Linked DNA regions of Homo sapiens: region 1 is linked to region 2. Evidence: chromatin loops called from intact Hi-C (ENCODE). Cell type or tissue: heart right ventricle. All regions are shown on one strand. Region 1 overlaps MAML2 (mastermind like transcriptional coactivator 2). Region 2 overlaps MAML2 (mastermind like transcriptional coactivator 2).

Evidence for each region. Hi-C counts contacts between places; a loop is a spot of excess contacts. Peaks named below come from ENCODE experiments on the same cell type or tissue, not always from the same donor. Only the 100,000 strongest peaks of a DNase experiment are listed, where the experiment ranks them.
Region 1: a loop joins it to region 2, with 3 times the contacts of the local background. A loop is called at or near these places in 22 of 110 quality-filtered maps.

The regions. Positions count from the first base shown.
Region 1 is chr11:96,338,443-96,340,942 of GRCh38, reverse strand. The region is part of intron 1 of MAML2 (mastermind like transcriptional coactivator 2); the gene reads left to right. Among named protein-coding and RNA genes, the nearest start is that of MIR1260B, 1.7 kb to the left of the region's middle. RefSeq lists a silencer at 1,384-1,678. In heart right ventricle, no CTCF peak of the experiment used is centred here; DNase peaks (open chromatin) are centred at 569, 734, 1,506 and 1,628; H3K4me3 peaks cover 2,500 bases; H3K27ac peaks cover 2,500 bases.
Region 2 is chr11:96,206,356-96,208,855 of GRCh38, reverse strand. The region is part of intron 1 of MAML2 (mastermind like transcriptional coactivator 2); the gene reads left to right. Among named protein-coding and RNA genes, the nearest start is that of MIR1260B, 130 kb to the left of the region's middle. In heart right ventricle, no CTCF peak of the experiment used is centred here; no DNase peak of the experiment used is centred here; H3K27ac peaks cover 1,986 bases.

The sequences.
Region 1 (2,500 bases), 130 kb before region 2:
CCCCATTTCCCCTCTCCCTTTTGAAGTGACCCCCTTCTTCTTCGCTTAAGAGAACATAAATGGTAAGCTGTAACAAATAGCAAATTCCCCGAATGTCCCCTCAGTCAAAAACAAAATTTGGGGAAAATATCCCAAAGAGAGACTAGGGAGGCACTGTTTCTTAAGAGGCCTACTCTCTGATTCCCTCTAGACTCTCTCACTCCTGAGCCACATCTCGATTATTTTCCCAAGCACTCCAGTCCAATCCAGTAATGCTCCCTTAGAGCATTCGTTAAGCAGACAGGCACGAAGCAGCTATTTACACAGATCATCATCCTAGGAAATACCTTGTCTTCAGCCACTCCTGGTGATAGGATATCAAACCCAAAAGTTCTGATTAAGTTTCTGGCTGGAAGTTCTTCCCCAGAGGCACAGACACACACCATCCCAGAGGAGTATCCCTTGGATCATTGATTCTCAGTGCCAGTCCTGGTCAGGTGACTGCCTGCTGTTTGCAGGCTTCCCCCCAAAGCTGCTGGACCAGTGGCCTCTGGTGGAAGGTAGAACCCTGCCCTGTGGCCCTGCAGGCTTCCTCCCTTTTGGAGCTCCATGGGACTTCTGGATTCTATGTCTGCTCCAGTTTACCCAGGTCAGCCCTAGCAAAAGCGACAGGAAATGGCCATGCAAGCCCCAAAGTACTCAAAAAGCCCAAAGGAGATGGTGCTATTGTGTCTAACTGCTCCTCCAAAGGAGCTTGATATTGAGCTCTCGGGAGAGGACATCCTCTGGCCAGACGCTCAGGATGGCTCTTTCTGGCTTCCCTTAATCCCTGGCCTGGGTCCATGGTGACGAAGACCCTGGGAATCTCTGGGGAGTAGGATGGTGCTTTTCTCCCCAGCCATAAGCACATTTACTTGGGCTACCTAGGAATGGGACTCCTTGAGGCCAGCTCCAGATGAAAAATAACTACCAACAGTTAAACTGCACAGGGTTTACAGTTTTACCCTTGAATAGCAGCACTAGCTTGTGGGGTTGTATTAGAGCTTCGAAGCCTAATATCCTTTTTCTACCACCTGCTCTATTCCCGCTTCTCCCTGGAATTCCCTAGGAAAGCAGTGGGAGGTTGTTTTGTGAAAAAAGAGATGTTAGGGTAAAGGAGGGGGGTAAAGAATCGCTCAAATGGAGAGAAGAATGAGGTTTGTATGTATGTGTGTGTCACCAGCATCTGTAGCCAAAAGTATCTAAATGCCTTGATTGTCCCCAGTAAATTTATAATCTGTCTGCAAGTCTCCCAATAATGCGGCTTTGTGTGCTTCACAGTCTCCTGGTAAGTGTTTCTGGGGATGGAACCGCAAGTGAGGCACCCGGCCCAACCCTGAGTGGAGAAGACTGATCTCTGCCCGGGGTGTCAAGGCCGGAGCGGGGCCGTGAAGAGCCACAGTGGGCTTCCCTTGTGGCCTTCACAGCCCAGCCTCTGAAGGAAAGGTGGCATGTTTGCCTCTGGCCTTGTTCTTTGAGCTTCTGCTTTTGTCCAACTTGGCAGTAAGCTGAGACAGCCTTTTTTTTCTAGGGTGTTTCATGATGGGAAATGAAACCAACTTTAGTGGTCGTGGTAACTTTACAGTAGCAATACCCATGCTGGGAGGGAAGTGAGGGAGCGGTGTCTGGCCCTTCCCGACTGAAAGCTTACTGCTGCAGAAGCCATAGCTGGCTGCTGTGCTACCTCTGGCCTAAGAGGGAATCTTTCTCTCTTCTAACCACCAGCCATCTCCTGAGACATTCCCTTAGAGGAGCTCCCTCTCCAGGTGTAGTGATGATGCAGAGAGGCACAGTTTAAGTTAGGAGGGTAAGGGATAGTATATTTCTAGTAGTTGCTTTTCACTGAGAATATGTGGCATTGCACGGGTTGTTGGAAATTCCCTCTCCATTTTAGCTGCTAAATTTGGCCCGTTGTTACTCAGCACGGTACTCAGAGATGGTGATGCAAGTGCTGTATTAACCTGATAACATTGTGTCCAAAGGGAGGCCTGGGCATTTTGAAGTGATTCACCAAGCCCATTACATTGGCAGGTCTCACTTTACTCGGGCTCCTCTTATTTTTCAGATATGCTATTAATTTTAAAAGGGCCTTTGTTCAGGGTGAGTGTCAGAATTTTTTCTTAATTTTATTGCTACTGTGTCCATAACCAGATTTATGTGACTTAGGTGTGTTGAATGTATAACTTTAATAGTTAATTCGTATGCCATAAGTGGCCATAAATGTCCTTTGGAGAAAGGGAGAGAATATTGATCATCTAAAATCAAAGATGTGCTGTGTCCTCAGATGAAAGCTTTGTATCCTGCATACCTTCTAGTACAATGCCTTGAAGACAGTGGGTAATATTTGTTGAATGAAGGTGAAAGGACAACTTCTGTTTGGTGGGATAATGTTGACTTTCATGGGTATTATACAGCAAGGAATATATAATGTCTGAATCCTTTCAATAGCCTTAAGTTTCAAGAACAATGCAAGAATAACCTC
Region 2 (2,500 bases):
TTCACTGAAGATTTTTCCATTCATATCCTGTATGATTTTTTTTTAATTTCTTTAAGTTGGACTTCACCTTTCCCTGGTGCCTCCTTGATTAGCTTAATAATTGACCTTCTGAGTTCTTTTTCTGGCAATTCAGAGATTTTGTCTTGGTTTGGATCCATTGCTGGTGAACTAGTGTTATCTTTGGGGGGTGTTAAAGAACTTTATTTTGTCATATTACCAGAATTAATAAACTAGTAAGTTAACAAACTCAAAATTCATCTCATTTAATATATCATCCAGGGTTAGCCCTGCCTTAATTCTCAGGTTTACCTGAACTTTATTACTTCAAGTATCTCTACATGAAATAAATGAAACAAGAGTTCCTCAAGTGACTGTAACAACTAAAGAAAAATACTTCTGTTTGTTTCCAAATGGTTCTTTTTTAATAGTCCCAGAAATCAATGCTGAAATGCTAAAACATTAGAGCAGAATGTACAAAACGTTCTTGAATTATATTTCATTCTTGGGTGCCAGGCACACTGGGTTTGTATCTCACAACACTGAAATAATAAAAAGCAGGTGCCCTGTCAAGTTGCTTTTGTAATTGGGAAGCTAGGAGGTGATGTATTTTGCTAAGAATTTTGACAGAATAACCCCATTGGAGGAGTCTAATGCCCTTATTATAGGCTGAATAAGATAGAGTTTGGGAGGGGACATAGTACTTGAGAATACAGTAGATGAAAAATTAGACTAATAATACTTTTTATGACTTACAGAAAATAAATCTTTTTTAAAATCACTGCAGCAAAAAATGTGGCCTGTTGCTAAGAAGAGTTTGTTCCATATGATGGAGACTCTGAGTTTGGGAGCTTAGAAAAAAACCCAGCAAGTGTGTTAGTATGGAGAAAACAGGAAGACAGCTTCCTCTCTGAATATACACCATTTCCTGGAGAGGAAGTGAGGGCTTAAAAAAAAGTTCTTTGTTGGCTCTGTAACAGAGAGGCATCTATTTAGTGATGACCGTATATGTTTACACAAGCCAGGATATAGATCTTAAAAACAGTAAAGCCTTGAAAGTGCCTTCTTTATTCGATAATGGCAAGATGCAGAGCCCTTGGATTAGTTGGTGTGATATCTGTTGTATTTTGTAATCATCACTGGTTTACTCACAGCCATGCATATACTGCCTGGACAATTTTTAAGGGACAGCAGTTATACTCCATACGGTAAAGTGGATTTCACCTCTGTTTTTCTTTTGACTGTGTTGGCATATCCTGAGGCAACCACACTATCTCACAGGCAGAGCAGCAGAGGGCCTGGGTTTTATTGCCCTGCATGCCAGAACACAGTCTCACCTAAGATGTGCATAGGTAAAAGAGGCCGCCCCAGGCAGGCAGTTATGTAGTTGCACATAATCTGTGTTGAGTTTGGCTGCTGGCTGCAATTTGTTTATAATCAACTTCATTGAAGGATGAAGCAATATCATTAAAGAGACCACAATTTACCAACTAATTTGGGGAATTGGATCTAAGATGGTACCTTACCTTGACTTTTACTGAGTGTTTAGACAGAATTTGCCCTATAACCTTTAAGAGGCTTAAAAGATGGGCCAGTGAATAATTAAAATGACATCCTTTGCAGCACAGTGTTGCCCAGCAGAAAGAGCACACAACAAAAAGCTATGCTTGGAGGACCCCAAAGCCATAGATTTCCAGATTACAATAGAGAAGTCTAACTGGTGCAGTTACAAGAAAACAAGTCCTTTTATAGAGGGCAGACTAAATCTCTTGTATGAAAACAAAAAGGGAAGCAGACTTAACATCTTTCCTTAAGTTACCTTGAAAGAATGTTATGGTTTAAATTTACTGCGTTTTTGCAGGAGGTTGGGCGATGATATTTCCCTGCCCCTTTTTTATGCTGGTAACACTTCATCGTGGTCTATATAACTTTTGTTTTTTATTTACCAAACATGATATTTTTAAAAGATTCTTCTAAAACCATTTGTTTTCCCGGTGCTCCTTTTCATACCTCTATTTTTCCAGAAATTTCCAAAGTATTTGATAAATAATAATATGGAGTTGCAGGGCTGCTCCAAAATCCATAACCAAAGCAGCTTTTATTTTCTCACATAGTTGACTTTATGTGTGGACTTTGCAGACAAGAATAAAAGAAGAAAACATCTGTACTCTTTTACTTTAGGTCTGAAAAGCACAAAATGAAATGGGTTTCCTGATGAACCTTTACTCACTGGCAGCCATTCTGGCAATTTCTATTTTTTTGAGATGGAGTCTCGCTCTTTCACCCAGGCTGCAGTGCAGTCGTACAATCTCGGCTCACTGCAACCTCCGCCTCCTGGGTTCAAGCGATTCTCCTGCCTCAGGCTCCTGAGTGGCTAGGATTACAGGTACACAACCATGCCTGGCTAATTTTGTTTTATATTTTTAGTAGAGATAGGGTTTTACCATGTTGGTCAGGCTGGTCTCAAACTCCTGACTTCGTGATCTGCCCGCCTCGGCCTCCC